Regions from separate parts of the Mus musculus genome. Here region 2 is linked to region 1. The links are chromatin loops, found by intact Hi-C in ENCODE. Cell type or tissue: heart. All regions are shown on one strand.

Evidence for each region. Hi-C counts contacts between places; a loop is a spot of excess contacts. Peaks named below come from ENCODE experiments on the same cell type or tissue, not always from the same donor. Only the 100,000 strongest peaks of a DNase experiment are listed, where the experiment ranks them.
Region 2: a loop joins it to region 1, with 3 times the contacts of the local background. A loop is called at or near these places in 8 of 42 quality-filtered maps.

The regions. Positions count from the first base shown.
Region 1 is chr9:50,441,008-50,449,007 of GRCm38, reverse strand. No RefSeq gene overlaps it. Among named protein-coding and RNA genes, the nearest start is that of Gm32462, 41 kb to the left of the region's middle. In heart, a CTCF peak has its summit at 4,824 (motif pointing left); no DNase peak of the experiment used is centred here; H3K27ac peaks cover 817 bases.
Region 2 is chr9:50,666,471-50,674,470 of GRCm38, reverse strand. It overlaps Dixdc1 (DIX domain containing 1), which reads left to right. Exons shown (of 20, transcript NM_001374656.1): 18 at 4,916-5,021; 19 at 6,703-6,811. Among named protein-coding and RNA genes, the nearest start is that of Dlat, 11 kb to the right of the region's middle. In heart, a CTCF peak has its summit at 3,590 (motif pointing right); no DNase peak of the experiment used is centred here.

The DNA.
Region 1 (8,000 bases):
ATACGATATGATTAAATGAACCCCTCGCCCCTGCCCACATGACCTGTTAGTGGGTCAGTCACTCTCTTCCTACCAGGGCTGTCTGGCTAACCCCGTGGATTAGACTCCACTCCCCACCCTACAGTTGGAGCTGGCACAGGGCATTGCGCGCTGCCTGGGGGAGCTGAGCGCTGCTTGCTTCTCTGTGGGCTGCCCACTGTCTCTACTCTTTAGCAGTCCTATCTCTGATTTGTGATGCTCTTCCAGTCTCCTCTAGGGTCTCGTATTTATCTCTATCCGTTCATTCACATCACAGGAGGCAACTGCTGGTCTGTCATCTCCTGTTACATGTTTGAGAACTGTCCGTTATCAGATGTGTCACTTGAACACATGGCTTTGCATTCCATGGCCTATCTTTCCCCCATTCCCTTGATAGTGTTGTCATAAATAACTAAAATTTAGATGTTTTGGAGTCCAGTGTATCAGTTTCCTCTTATGAGTCAGATCATGCCCTTGGTATAGTATCTAAACCATTTCTCTATTTTGGCTTGTGCCATTTTCTCCTTGGTACTAAGCACGGTGTACCTCAGATGCTCTACGTATGTATGTATATAAGTAATCCCCACTGAGGAGAATTCTAATATTCCATGTCCTATTGCATGTTCATTCCTAATCTTCACTTAACGACAGGTTCTAGGGGTCACCCCACTGTGAGACGTGGAAAGATTTCTCATTTCCTTCTTCACTGATGTGTATGGATGTCTAACAGCTTCCCAGAGTCTAACAGCTTTCTGCGAGTCCTCCTTCCCCCTTTCACAGAATCCTTTGTCTATCTTTGAACTAAAACTATATGAGCTCATTTATCCCTGACCTTATTGGTACATTGTCCCAGACTCAGAGAACTTCCTGACCTTGGTGTCTTTTCTGCTGAGAAAATGAATGGCTCTCATGACCTGCCAACAGGCCCTGGGAAATTGAAGTTCTTACTCTTTGTGTAACATCCAGGTGCCTTTCATCATCTTTTTTTTTTTTTTTTTTGGCATTCATTAAAGGAGTTAGAAAATCTGAGCTTTCTTTGAATTAATATTCTGTGTTTATATGAACACCATCCCTTAGTGCCTATGTTAGAGAAGACAGGGACACAGTAATGTTGCAGCTTCCCCCAGTCTGGCATCTACAGCACCTATTTAAGAGTATATGCTAAGGAGAGCCCTAAGCTTCGAGGAAGCTAAACATCTCGTGGTGTTTACAATCCATTGCATTTCTGTGTAACGGTTATTAAATCCCAACAGCTGTTCATTGTGTCAGTTCCGAGGTAATGTAATAATCTCTCAGTCTGAGAAGAAAGTTAATACAGCCCAGGGACACAGGAAATTAAAGGTAAGACTGATAGCTTTTTGTTGTAGAAATTCATACTTATAATGTGCTTAAAACCCAAGATATGGGGGCTAGAGAAATGGCTCAATGGTTAAGAATATGTACTATTCTTCCAGAGGTCCTGAGTTTGGCTCTCGGCAACCATGCTGGGTAGCTGCAATCCCCAGTAACTTTAGCTCCAGAGGACCCAGTGCTTCTGGTCTCCTAGGGAACCTGTACTCATGTGCACTGTCCCCACACAGACACTGACACAGACACAGACACGTACACATACTTAAAAGGAAAATAAGTATTAAAAAAACCCAAGATACAAATCTATGGGAGGAGGGGTTCCAGGAAGTGGAAGTGAGGGTTAATGGGGGAGGGGGGAAGGAAAATAAGTTCTCTGTTTAGGAGGAATTTCTTCAGACTTTATTTTGTGGATGTCAGGGCCTTTGGTGTTTAGAATTCACTGGGCACTTAGAACAGAACAGTTTATTTCAAAACATGAATTCTACAGAAATTACATTCACTTTTACATTGTTTTTGGAGGGGGTGGTATACAAAATGGGACTCCTAATGGCATATAAATTCTTGTAAGTAATCAAATTTGGAAAGATTTCAGATAGTGACTTAAAATGTAAGAACATGCCCTTCCTCCTTAAAAATCTTTGAGGAAATTAATGAGCAAAATTGTTGGCAGACCGTGACTCTAAGCTACATTTCCCCTCTTCGGCTCCTTACATGAACTTGTACTTGGAGACCTTCATGCTCCTGAGCACATTCATGGCTGTGTGCGCTGAGCTGTTTCCTGCACGGGCAGCAGAACCATCGCTGCTGTGTGTCTGTGTGTGTGTTCACACTCTGTGTGTTCACACTCAGGTTCAGCACTTGTGTGGGGCGCCCTGCCTGGTCCACCCCGGGATCCCTAGGCCCACTCTCTCAACCTCCTGCAATGAAATTTTGTGATCATGAGAAACATAAGTTACTCATAGGGTCTCTTTGGGGTCAACTAGGCTCACGCAGTAGGGCTTTCTGTTCTTTCCCCATGAATTGTACTGAGTCAGTAGCTAACAATTGATTCACATTCAAGTTGAGCGGTCTGGTGAAATATCTGTGTTATTTGCATCGCATTGTTTCATAATATCACATTGTTTCATAATAATTATAGAACCCAGAGGAGCCTGCAAAAATCAGCAGAGAACTTAAAGACAGAAAAAAAAGTCTGTTTCTTTCAAAAATTGGAAAGTCAATATCTTAAGCCATTTAAGTAGGGAAAAAAAACCAGTGAAGTCCATTTTTCACCAAAAATTCTTAATCTTATTTAAAATCACTACATTAATGTACTTATATTTTAGCTCCAGAAAACTACTGTGTTGGGGATGAGGTGACAGCTCAGTGGGTGAAGGTGTATGCTGGGTAAGCCTGGCAACAAGAGTTACATCCCCTGAACTCATAGGAAGAGGGCAAAACAGAGCCAACTACACACACACACACACACACACACACACACACACACACACACAGAGACACACACAGAGACACACACACACACAGAGACACACACACACAGAGACACACACACACAGAGACACATACAAAGACACACACATACACACACAGATGCACAGACACACACACATACAGACACACACGCACACAATGACATTCGTGCCCACATACACATTATGTGTATGCACACAATAAACAAACAAACAAACAAACAAACAAACAAACAAACAAACAAACGCCACTACATTAGAATATAATTTGTGGTGGCAAGATTAGGATGAATTTAGAATTAGTTTAGAAATCAATCTATGTGGTGAGGAGAAACTGAAAGAATCAAAATTTGACTTTATTTGATTCTAATCTTGTTCTATGGTCTTCATTAATTATAACAACTTTTGAATGCAGGTGGGGTCTAATTTTCCTTAATACCTACATTACCCAACAAAATTATGGCCTGGCCTTTGTTCTCCTCCTCCTTGTCTTCCTGTCTCTTGTTTTCTAAATAATAGACATCACACCTGCTCTTTCACACAGCTGCCACTGTGGCTAGGTTTGCATCTCTTTAGTCTTTTGTTGTTCTTCAGCTCCAAGACCTTGTCACCCCCATTCTCCATTACTCTTTAAACGTGGTTTTGTTTTGTTTTGTTTTTTTTTTGCTTATATTTTACTCTTTGTCTTAGTCAGTGTTCTGTTGCTGTGAAGAGACACCAGGCACACAGCAACTCTTACAAAGGAAACCATTTCACTGGGGCTGGCTTACAGTTTCTGAGGCTCAGTCCTTTTCCTCATGGCAGAAACCATGGTGGCTGAGAGTTCTACATTGGATCCAAAGGCAGCAGGAAGAGAGAGAGACACTGGGCCTGGCTTTAGCTTTTAAAACCCCAAAGCCCAGCCCTATGACACACTTTCTCTAACAAGGCCACATCTACTCCAAAAGACATGAATATAGCTTTAAAATAAGCCTCATTAATCTAAAGGCAAAAACAAAACTAAACCCAATAAGCCTCAGGCAGAGATATTCACTTTATGGGATTGGTACCCCTTTATAGTTTGCCATGCTGGCGTCTAGACAGTCATGCTGGCTTGGGGGCCTCCTCTACGTGAACCATTGTTCTCAAGGCTCAGGAGGTGACTGTCATTGCTCACTGGGGTGCACAGCAGGATTGTCTCAGACTCAGGAACTAGATTGCATTTGAAGGTAGATATCTGCTTGACCCTGAGTGTTAAAAATAAAAGGTCTTAGATTGTCACTGAAATGAAAACACAGAATAAGATTCTTAATGGTGCCTGGGAGGTGGCTCAGTGGGCCTAGGAGGTGGCTCAGAGGGTAAAAGTGCTGGCCCCAACGCCTGACAACCTGAGTCTGACCCTAGGAATCCACATAAAGAGCCCGATGTGGTGGCGTGGAGCTAGGACTCCTTTGAGATGGAAGCAGAGACAAGAGAACCAGCCGGAAGCCAGTGGTCTGCACAGCAGCAGAAATGAGAGAGACCCTGCTGTCACAGGGTGGAAAGCAGTGACTCCCCAAGGTTGTCTTCTGATCTCCACATTCGTGCTATGGCATGTGCATACCTACACACACACACACACACACACACACACACACACACACATAATGAAACCTTAACACTTTTTGAGATTATGCCTCAGTGTTCTAAGATTCCAGATTTGGTGGAGCCTAATGTAGGCAGAATTTGCTTTTCCGTTTCTTTACTTTGTGCTACGTTTCATCACAGCCCATGGCCTCCGAAGTGTTTATCTGATGCCTGAGATTAGGATGGCAGTAAAACTGGTTCTAAGATGCCGTCTCGCTGAGGTATCACATTACCATTACAGAAGTACAAGATAAGGAGAAAATTTTATAGGTAATATGCTGTGGAATCCATCCACGCCCAAGAAAGCATATTTTGCGTGCATGGAATGTGGTTTTTCTTATCCTTGTATGCCCTTGAGCTGGTGAAATGTTTCACGAGGAAGCATCGCCCTCTAGTGGCTGACTGGGTGTATAACAAGACTCTTTCTTCCTCTCTCCTAACTCCACCAGGCCTTCCCTTTTCTCTTTCTTGATAGTTTCATACACATATACAATGCATTGTGAGTATATTCACCCTCATTATGCCCTGGGAACCCCTTCCTTTCCCTCTTAACTCCTTCCCACCGAGTCATCCCTCCGTGGCCATTAGAGAAGCTGATATGCTCTTACCCCAGCAACAGTTGACAGTCATTGGCTTAGCGGAAACTGATGGTCGTCACCGGCACATCCTCATGGGTACGTTCTCCACCCACGGCCCATTCTTGTGCAACTGTAAGCTTTCTTTACAGCTCCAGGCATGTGCTGAGCTGTGGCCTGGAGAACTACGGATGCAGAGCCCACCATCCAGCTTCTTGACAATCACTTTTTGATGAGTGATTCTGCGTGGTGCCCGGTGAGAGCGTGAGCGCGCTCATGCGCCCCCCCCCCCCATAGTTCTCCTAAGCCAGAATTTGAACACTGTTACATATGTGTCAATTAGCGCATTCCCCATAAACTCCAGCAAGGTTTTCCCTTCGGGAGGCTTCCATTTCTAGCGCTTCCTGCTTGTCTCTCCTTGGCACCAGTTGCATTCCCATTGCTTTCTGCAAACAGCCTCTGGCTTCTTTTTAAACCTTCCATTTCTCGGAGCACTGGGTTAGATCCATTACATTCCCCGATGCCCACCTTTCTCCTCAGATTGCACATTGTGTATTTCTCTTTGTCCAGCTTACTCCCTTTCTTATAGATAAGGCTTTCTAAGATATAAGGCTGTTTACTAATAACCACGTGACCTAATTAATACTAGGCTGTCTTGAAATTTCCACCAACGTTATTAGTCCAAAAGCCTTCAGTTTAGCTGTGGGTAGACTTTTTAGAACAAAGGCAAATTCTTTGCCACAGTCCCCTTTCACAGCAGCTTGGGAAGTGAGGAAGGGACTGGAAAGGGTAAAGGAACAGAGATGCTCATAGAGCCTGTGCCTCAGACCTGAGATCCAGAAGCAGGAGTCCCAAGTCTTTGCACTGATCCTGACCCAGGCAAGTGATCTCTGCAGGTCCCTTTGAGTTTCTTCTTGCCCTGTCTCCTGCCCTTGCCAGTGCTTCTGGTAGCGTCGGCTGCTTCTGAGCTCCGGATGTCCCCAGAAGACTGGTCTCTCCACCTTTCCCACTCCTTACACTTCAGGACATGTTAGCGTCAGATCTCCCCACCAATTGACCTAATACCCACCAAGCCACCCCACCCTTCCTGCGGAAAGCATACTGAGTAGCCCCTGTGTATGAAGCAGAGGTGTCGACCAGATGACTCAAAGGAAGTTCACTCTCCAGAAACAACAATGTCTCCGGGGAGCTGTGGGAGGTGGGTTGGGCAGGCTTTAAGAGAAAGGCGAGTCTAGAGTCGGGAGAGAAGGGCCAGCTTGTGCAAGGGTGGGCTATGGAAAGATAGCCTCACTGTGGCAAAGTAGCTGCTGGTGAGCTGAGAGGCAGAGGCAGATGGTGAAGTGTGGATGATGGAGCAGAGGGTTGGTGGTTTTGTGGAGAGATTTCACTGGCGTCTACATGGGAAGAGGAACCTCAGAGGGTTTGGGCCTTCATTTTAACTTTTATTTAGATAAGATTACAAAATCTCGGACTGCTGACAACTGAGTGGTTGGGGGTTGTGGATTTAGGTCTCAGGTGACCAAAGTTTGGGGGATGAAAGCAAAGGGTTTGCAGTTGTTAGTGATGAAGTCTAGGGCATTCTAGTAACCTTTCAAAATCCTCATGGCCTCACATGCCTTGGCAACTCTAATTGATTATAGAAACCTATCTATTCCCTTCGCCCAAGTTCATTAAGTTCTTAACTTCCATCTCTCGCTGTCTTCTATCTCTTTCAAGATAAAGCGCTTGGCTCTATCTTCCTCTGCCAAATCTCTTTCTTTTCTTTCCATGGTCTCTGTGCATGCAGACATTTGCTCATCCTGAATTCCTGAAACATTTTCTCCCACTCTGAGTTCACCTGTAAGGAAGCAGCCAGTCCTCCGCAGGCAGTGGTGGAGTCGGTCTGCCACTCCCCTGAGCTACATAGCCTTGCTCTCTCATGCCTGGCTCAGGTAGCCTCATAAGGCCCTACGTGTTTCCTGCTTCTGAAGAAACAAGGGACCGCGGCAGAGGCTGGTGATTAAGGCCTGCTACTAAGGCTTCCTAGTGCCAGGTCTCTGCAGCAGGCAAAACAAGGGCCATCTCCTCTGTTTCCAAGCGCTTCCTTTCGCTTGCTCCTCAGCCCCATATTAAGAGCTCCCCAGCAAGCTCTTTGTGCCATACAAAAGGCTGGGTTTGTGGCAGTGTGTGGAGGAGGTGGTCACCATGACCTGATGCAGAGCCGAGGTGAGGCTTGTCCTCCGACCTGGGGTAAAGAATGAGGAAGCTGAGTTATGAACAGTTTGTTCCAAGTGGTTGGTGACACAGGCTAAGAGCCTCAGAGTGATGGAGGCCTGCAGGCAGGGGGCTGGCTTTTCCTAGGTCTTTGTGGCTTTAGTCTTTGTGTTCTCCTGGGCTACCTTTCCTCACAGTAGTGATCTCTGGATGCAGGTTCCCTGTGTGTTGTATGAGATGACCTCTAAGGTCTGGGGTTTTATGAAAATGTCTTCCACACAGAGGCCAAAACCCAGCTGATCATGTCTGCCGACCACCTGTTAGGTCATGTGAGCAGCTCACAGCCTCACCAGAGAGACAGACCTCTACACTGGTCATTATACTGCAGCTAGACAAGTTCCGGGGTCCAGTTATATGTAGGATATTTTAAATATTCTCTCTCTCCTTCCTTCCCTCTCCCTTTCTTCCTTCTGTCTGTCTTTCAAATGCACTCATGTAACCAGGGTGGCCTTGAATTCACTAAGTAGCCTCGGCTGGCCTTGAACCTGATCCTGTATCTCCTAAGTGCTGGTTACAAGTGTGCACTATTACGCCTGTTCTATGTGTTGCTGGGAATCAAACCCAGTGCCTCATGGATGCTAGACAAGTTGGACCATGCTACCAATGAGTCACACCCCCAGTTCCCCCATTGAAAACCTTTGTTTTGTGTGAGTGTCCCAAACTTTATTCATCTACTGGGACCCTGGTTTGTGTCTCTCCTTTGCAGCTCTTCTCAGGGCCAAGGCAATCC
Region 2 (8,000 bases), 230 kb before region 1:
GAATGAAGTCTGAAAACACATTATGCTAAGTACAAGATTCCAGACCCAAAGGCTAGTTCACTTGGCAAAGGGCCTGCCCCACAAGTGTGAGGAGAGGTAGCAGGCCTTAGAACCAACGGCCCAGCCTCAGCTAGGTTGCTGTTGCCACTCCTGTGCTGGCAGAAGACACAGTACACCATAGCCAAAGATGTCCTCTCTGTCTGTATGTCTCTGTCTATGTCTCTCTCATTCTCTCTCTCCCCCTGTCTCTGAGACAGTCGTACTTGTTCCTGCCCTAGCCTCTTGAGTACTGGGATTATCTATTGCCTTAACACTTGATATCTGACACTCACAAAAAAATTATGAGGGCCAGCTGGACGCATGATGGCACACACCTTTAGTCCCAGAAGGCAGGAGACAGAGACAGAGACAGACAAATCTCTTAAGTTCAGGGCCAGCCTGGACTACAGAGCAAGTTCCAGGACAGCCAGTGCTACACAGTGAGGCCTTGCTCTGAAAAAAACAAACAAAACAAAAACAAATTATTAGGCCTACATGGTAGGAAAGAACTAACTTCTTGCAAGGCAAAAGACACCGTCAATAAGACAAAAAGGCCACCAACAGATTGGGAAAGGATCTTTACCTATCCTAAATCAGATAGGGGACTATATCCAATATATATAAAGAACTCAAGAAGGTGGACTCCAGAAAATCAAATAACTCCATTAAAAAATGGGGCTCAGAGCTAAACAAATAATTCTCACCTGAGGAATACTGAATGACTGAGAAGCACCTGAAAAAATGTTCAGCATCCTTAATCATCAGGGAAATGCAAATCAAAACAACCCTGAGAGTCCACCTCAAAAAAAAAAAAGAACTAATTTCTTCAAGTTGATCCATGACCTCAACATGTTTGTGCATACTAGTCCCATCCCACCCCTATGCAAAAAAAAAAAAAAAAAAAAAAAGCCACTGCCAAGAACCAGATCAGTCAACAGAGTGAAACCCAAGTGAGACCAGGAATTATAAATAAATAACAGGTTAATGTATTCATTGTTATGATAAAAATGTGCTGATGAGGGATTTTAGTAATGAGACAAATTATAAGGAATAAAATAAAAGGGTTAAAAATAAAAGCACAGATAAATCTGAAGACGGTTTCCAGCATAGGCCTCAGTAGACTCAACATAGCCACTGAAGGAATCCACAAACTTAAAAATGTGGTGATTGAAATGCAAAATTTAAACACGAGGAGAGGAATAATACGGGACAGGAAAGCAGGGCCAGAGCAGAGTGGATCAAAGGACATCGGGTTAAGATGGGAGCAGTTGGAATCACCAAGAGGGAGCAATAGCGTAGAAACTGTTTCTGAATAGCTAAACCTGTCCCACGCACACACTTGTAATGCCACTATGGAAGCTGAGGCAGGAGGATGATGAGGTTGAAGCCAGCCTCGGATTCATGGCTAGTTTGTGACCAGCATAATAGTAATTATGAGAAACCTAGTGTCTTAGTCAGGGTTTCTATTCCTGCACAAACATCATGACCAAGAAGCAAGTTGGGGAGGAAAGGGTTTATTCAGCTTACACTTCCATACAGCTGTTCATCACCAAGGAAGTCAGTACTGGAACTCAGGCAGGTCAGGAAGCAGAAGCTGATGCAGTGGCCATGGAGGGATGTTCCTTACTGGCTTGCTTCCCCTGGCTTGCTCATCCTGCTCTCTTATAGAACCAAGACTACCAGCCCAGGGATGGTCCTACCCACAAGGGGCTTTTCCCCCTTGATCACTAATTGAGAAAATGCCTTACAACTGGATCTCATGGAGGTACTTCCTCAACTGAAGCTCCTTTCTCTGTGATAACCCCAGCCTGTGTCAAGTTGACACACAAAACCAGCCAGTACTCCTAGTTTGGTGAGAAAACAAAAAAATTGGCCTAACAATGTGGCTCACTTGGTAGAAAGCTTGCCTCTTGTGCACAGGGCCATGGATTTGATCCCTGGCATTGCATAAACTAGTTGTGGTCCTGCACACCTGTATCTCAGAGGTAGAGGCAGCAGGGTCAGAAGTTCAAGGCCATCCTTGGCTACACAGCAAGTTGGAGGCCAGCCTGGGCTTCCTGAGTCCCTGTCTACAAGAGAGAAAGAAAATAGACACATAACATTTGGTCACATCTTTTGCTTCTTAATGTGTATAGGTGTTTTTGCCTATATATATGTCTGTACCACATGTATGCCTATTGTCCATAGAGATTAGAAGAGGGCATTGGATTCCCTGGAACTGGAGTTACAGGCACCTATTAGCTGCCACATGGGTGCTGGGTACCAAACCTGGGTCCTTTGCAAGAGCAGTAAGTGCTCTTACCCATTGACCCATCCCTGCAGATACTGATCAAAGAAAGCCCCCCTACTGCCAGCCACACCCACTAGGGGCAGCTGGTATACAGTGGAGATCCAGCCACACCCACCATGAGTAGCTAGAACATAGTGGAAATCCAACAGACTTTGGAAGGGCAGTGTCCGTAGAGCTCAGAGGGCCTCTGGGTTTAGCAGATCAGGTTTCTAAATGAGTTATAAAGCCCAAACTTAGGAATTAGATCCTTGTGTCTCACCCTCCTTTGGGACTGGAACATGCTAGGAATCTAGAAGTTTAAAGAAGGTTCTAGAAGGATTATAGGACATGGCTGGTCCCTTCACGGGGGCAGTCCCTCTGAGTACTTACTCCCCATGACACTGAAGAACGGAGTCTAACGTTCCTAAAATGGGAATGACATCAAGCTAGCTAGCTTTCTTTTCTTTTCTTTTCTTTTCTTTTCTTTTCTTTTCTTCTCTTTTCTTTCTTTCTTTCTTTCTTTCTTTCTTTCTTTCTTTCTTTCTTTCTTTCTTTCAAAAGGCCTCACTATGTAGCTCTGGCTGGCCTAGAACTTGCTGTATATGAGGCCTGGTGCAAGACTCACTTTTATTCTTTTTTTTTTCATTTTTTATTGGGTATGTAGCTCATTTACATTTCCAATGCTATAACAAAAGTCCCCCATACCCACCCACCCCCACTCCCCTACCCACCCATTCCCCCTTTTTGGCCCTGGCGTTCCCCTGTACTGGGGCATATAAAGTTTGCAAGTCCAATGGGCCTCTCTTTCAAGTGATGGCCTATTAGGCCATCTTTTGATACATATGTAGCTAGAGACAAGAGCTCCGGGTTACTGGTTAGTTCATAATGTTGTTCCACCTATAGGGTTGCAGATCCCTTTAGCTCCTTGTGTACTTTCTCTACCTCCTCCATTGGGGGCCCTGTGCTCCATTCAATAGCTGACTGTGAGCATCCACTTCTGTGTTTGCTAGGCCCTGGCATAGTCTCACAAGAGACAGCTATATCAGGGTCCTTTCAGCAAATCTTTAGTTCTCTAGTTCCGTTTTGTTGTTTGAGACAAGGTCTCACTATGTAGCCCTGGCTGGCTTGGGGTCTACCTCTTCCTGCCTCCCAAGTGCTGGGATTAAAGGTGTGCACCACCGTGTCCAACTCACCGTGTCCAACTCTATCTTTTAAGATTTCCTTGTTTTCTTTTTAATGCATGTGTATACACCATACGTACAGTGCCTCTAGAGGCCAGAAGAGGGCACCAGAAGCCCTGGAACAGGACAGTGTGGGTAATGGGAACTCAGGTCTCTTGCCAGAGACGATTCACCTCTCTAGTCTCTCCTGATGCTTTATTGGATATTAAGGCATTTATAAATTCAAAAGCTCATATATTTTCATATACACAGAGAAGCTTAATAGCAAAAGAGCATTTTTCAAAGTAATAATACAAACAACAAAGTACAAGATTCCTTTCCTATGAAGGTATTTTGGGTTTGGCATACATATTTTTCCTGGAAGTTCCCCTCCCTCCTCTTCCTCCTCCTCTTCCTCCTTCCTCCTCTCTCTTCCTCCTTCTCTGACAGCTGTTGACTCTAAGTTGTGGTTTAGAAGGTGAGGTTGACAATGCACAGGTGCCGGGAAGCATGGTGAGATTGTACATGCGTTTGCTGTTTGGTCTGACTGTTCTCCACATATCCATTACCAGTACAGCTCCTGTTTGGTGACTGGATGGGTGTTACCGGAACCATCTGTATCACCCAGTAGAGTGCTTGAGGGTCTGGCAGGCTGGCTCAGTGGGTAAAGGCACTTACTGCCAGGCCTGACTGTCTGAGTTTAGCCCTTGATCCAGCAGGGTGGAAGGAGAGAACTGACCCCTCAGATCTGTCCTTTGTTCTCCACGCAGGCCCACACTAAAGTAAATGTAGGCTAGGTGTGGTGAGTGGCCTACAGTTTTAATCCCAGCACTCAGGAGACAGAGTTAGGCAGATAGATCTCTGTGAGTTCAAGATCTGTTGGGTTCTCATGAGTTCTAAGCCAGACGGGTCTGCATAGTGAGACTGTGTCTCAAAACAACAACAGCAACAACAGCAACCCCAAGCACAGCACAGGACCACACCTTTGTAGGCCCTTGGGATAGTACTTGGGAACTTTGATAGTACATTTTCCCTGGGTTTTTTTCCCCCCATTATTCTTTCTTTTTATAAATCATGCAAATAATCTTCAAAATCTGAATGTAGGCAGTTTGCAGGTCCTACTGGGTGTCTACTCAGTCGCCTGAAATCCAGCCAGGCAACATTCTCTGACCTCTTGACCTTTAGTAACAGTGCTGTCAGAGCAGGTGGCGTTCCTCTGACAGAAATCCCTGGATTGAATGAGAAATGGGGCCCACGATGATGCTCATGCCCGAGGCACCTCTTGCCCTCGTGACGATCATGAGCCATGCTCTGGGAACATGGTGCTTTGGCAAGGCTGATGGAGGAGCTGTGACCTCGGGCAGCTTCAGCCTCCTGAGACATTTTGAGTAAAGGAAGGGAGGAATTTGGATGGGATGGAACGCTCTAACTCTGTCTCTGCTTGCAGCGTTGCCTCACTCCCAGAGTTCCCCAGCCGTCAGCAGCACCTGCACTAAGGTGCTCTATTTCACCGACCGCTCGCTCACGCCCTTCATGGTCAATATTCCAAAGAGGTGAGACGTCCATGCCATTCCTTCACTGTAAAAGACAAACCGAACAGAAGCAGAGTCCTCAGTAACAGCCTGATGAGCAGCTGAAGGTGTTTGAAAGCCAGCTTGTATGGAAACCAGAGCCCAGGACTTAGAGATTCTGCCTCCTGCTTACCAGGGTTTTGTTTGTTTGTTTGGGTTTTTGTTGGTTTTTTGTTTGTTTGTATTTTGGTTTTGGTGGTGTTGTTGGAGACAAAGTATTACTATGTAGCCTTGGCTGGTTTTGAACTCTTTATGTAGACCAGGCTGGCCTCCCTCCAGCTAATAACTCCCTCCTGCCTTGCATCCTGAGTGCTGAGGTTAAAGTCATCCACCACCACACCCAGCAACCAGTGACATTATAGTGGACAAGCAGGAGGTATTGCTAGGCACAGGAATAAGCACTGTATGTTGTTTTGAGTTGTTTGTTTTGTTTTAGTGTTTTGAGACAGGGTCTCACTGTGTAGCTCTGGGTGGCCTGTGCTCACAGAGATCCACCTGCCCCTGCCTCCCAAGTGTTGAGATTAAGGCATGCACCACCATACCCAGGCCCACAGGAAAAATAATTGTGCTTCTTGTTCTGATAGCTATACAAGTTTGGAAAAACTTGTTCTTTTAAGTATTCAAAATAGCCCCTTCTGGTAGCCATGACCTCTAGCCTGAGCTCCTGGGCCCCACTCGTGGGTGTTTACTACTCAAGGGTGACGGCAAGTCATACCTGTAAGGATTTGTGTGGAGAATGTCCCAGAAGTTCATCTCAGTACAGAATAAAGATGCTGCGTGGGGCCAGGGATGGAGCTCACTGACAGCGTGCTTGCCTCGTATTGCTTAAGGCTCTGGTTTATAAATAAAATAAACCCTGGCCAACTACCAAGGGAGCTTCCTAGGGTTTCTCCTCTCTTAGAGTCTGCTTATTTGGACTAGATAAAAGTGAGGGTTTTTATTTTTGTTTTGTATTGTTTTCTTTGGGGGAGGGGTGTTGTTTTCCATGACAGGGTTTCTCTGTGTAGTCCTGGCTGTCCTGAAACTTATTCTGTAGTCCAGGATGCTTTTGAACTCAGAGATCTGCTCACTGCTGCCTCCATAGTGCTGGGGTTAGAGGCATGCGCCACCACAGGGCGTTTCTGTATTTTCCAAACACAGAGGAATGCTGAGAGGCACTTACATGTAGTCTGTCAGCTGGGGCCCTGAAACATGATGGTGAATTTGAAGTCTTCCTACGCTGTGTAGCAAAGCCAACGCAAGCTTGGCCTACAGAGTGAGACCCTGTCAAAACAAAACAAAACAAACAAACAAACAAACTGATGGATTTAATTTTATCAGCCTAAGAAAACTAGGCCACTATGTCAGGAGAAAAACTGAGAAAACTTAGTAATATTAGTAGTTATTTAATTTTATTTTGAATACTTTATTTTCTAGGTTAAAAACAGCAAAAGCAATGAATTTGAGTTCTTGGATCACCTGATGTGTAATGCCATGCTCATTCCTAGTGTTGACTGGTTGCCCAACTTTTATTTTATCTTGGTTATCAAGGGCCGTGACCTAGTATCAAAGCCATGCTATTTCTGCCTGTTGACTTTTGTTGGGACCTGGATTTTAAACTAACACACTACCTTCCCAGCCTATCAATTGACAAACTATTTTGGTACACTCTCCTCTATTACAGGTTGGGGGAGGTGACACTGAAGGATTTTAAAGCAGCTATTGATCGGGAAGGGAATCACCGATACCACTTCAAAGCACTGGATCCCGAGTTTGGCACAGTCAAAGAAGAGGTACAGAATCCAGGAGCAAGCTGGGAGTGTTACTGGTCACTCCTGAATTAGCTCCCAGAAATACCTGAGTTCCCACCCTAGTCAGTGTTCCATTGCTGTGAAGAGACACCGTGACTGAGGCAACTCTTAGAAAAGAAAGCAGGTTCCGTCCATTATCATCATGTGGGAAGCATGACATGGTGTTGGCTGACATTGTGCAGGAGAAGGAGCTGAGAGTTCTACTGAGTGGTAGAACTGGAGTTCTGCTGTTCTGGCAGGAGACAGACAGACAGACAGACAGACAGACAGACAGACAGACACTGGGCTTGGCTTGGGCCTTTGAAACCTCAAAGCCCATCCCCAAAGGCAAACTTTCCCCAACAAGACCACCTTTGCTAATCTCTCCCAAGTAGTGCCAAGTAGACCCCCTGATGTCTAAGCATTCCAACATAAGAGTTTATGGGGAACACTTCTTATTAAAATCACCATTCTACTCCCTGACCCCCATAGGTTTGTAACCATGTCATAATGCAAAAATGCATTCAGTCCAACTTCAAAAGTCCACAGTCTGTCACGGACTCAACACTTTAAAAGTAAAGTCCAAAGTTCAATATCTTTTTGGAGATTCAAGGTGCTCTCTTAACTATAACCCCCTGTAAAATCAGAATCAAGAAGCAGTTCACATGTATAACAGACAATGGCGCAGGTTATACATTTCCCTTCCAAAAGAGAGGGAAGGGGGCAGAGAGAGGAAATGCTGGACCACAGCAGACCCACTCCAGTCTGCCTCTCCGTGTCTGACGGCAGAGCACTCTTCACATCTCCAACTCCTTTCAGCTCCTTTGACTGCAACAGACTTCTTTCTCTTGTGCTAATTCTCCACCCCCTCTCTGTGTGCTGCAAGTCAGGGACAACTTGTGGAGTCAGGATGTAATTTTCTCTTTCCACCATGTGGGTCCTGTCATTGAATTTAGGACATTGACAGTGCCTTTATCCACTGAGACATCTCACAGCCCTTAGGCCTCTTTTACCAGCGGTGTAGTTTCTGTCTTGTTGAGATAGGGTATCACGGGGCTGCAGAGATTGCTCAGCGGTTAAGAGCACTGAGTGCTCTTTAAAAGGTCCTGAGTTCAATTCCCAGCAACCACATGGTGGCTCACAACCATCTGTGTAATAGAATCCGATGCCCTCTTCTGATGTGTCTGAAGAC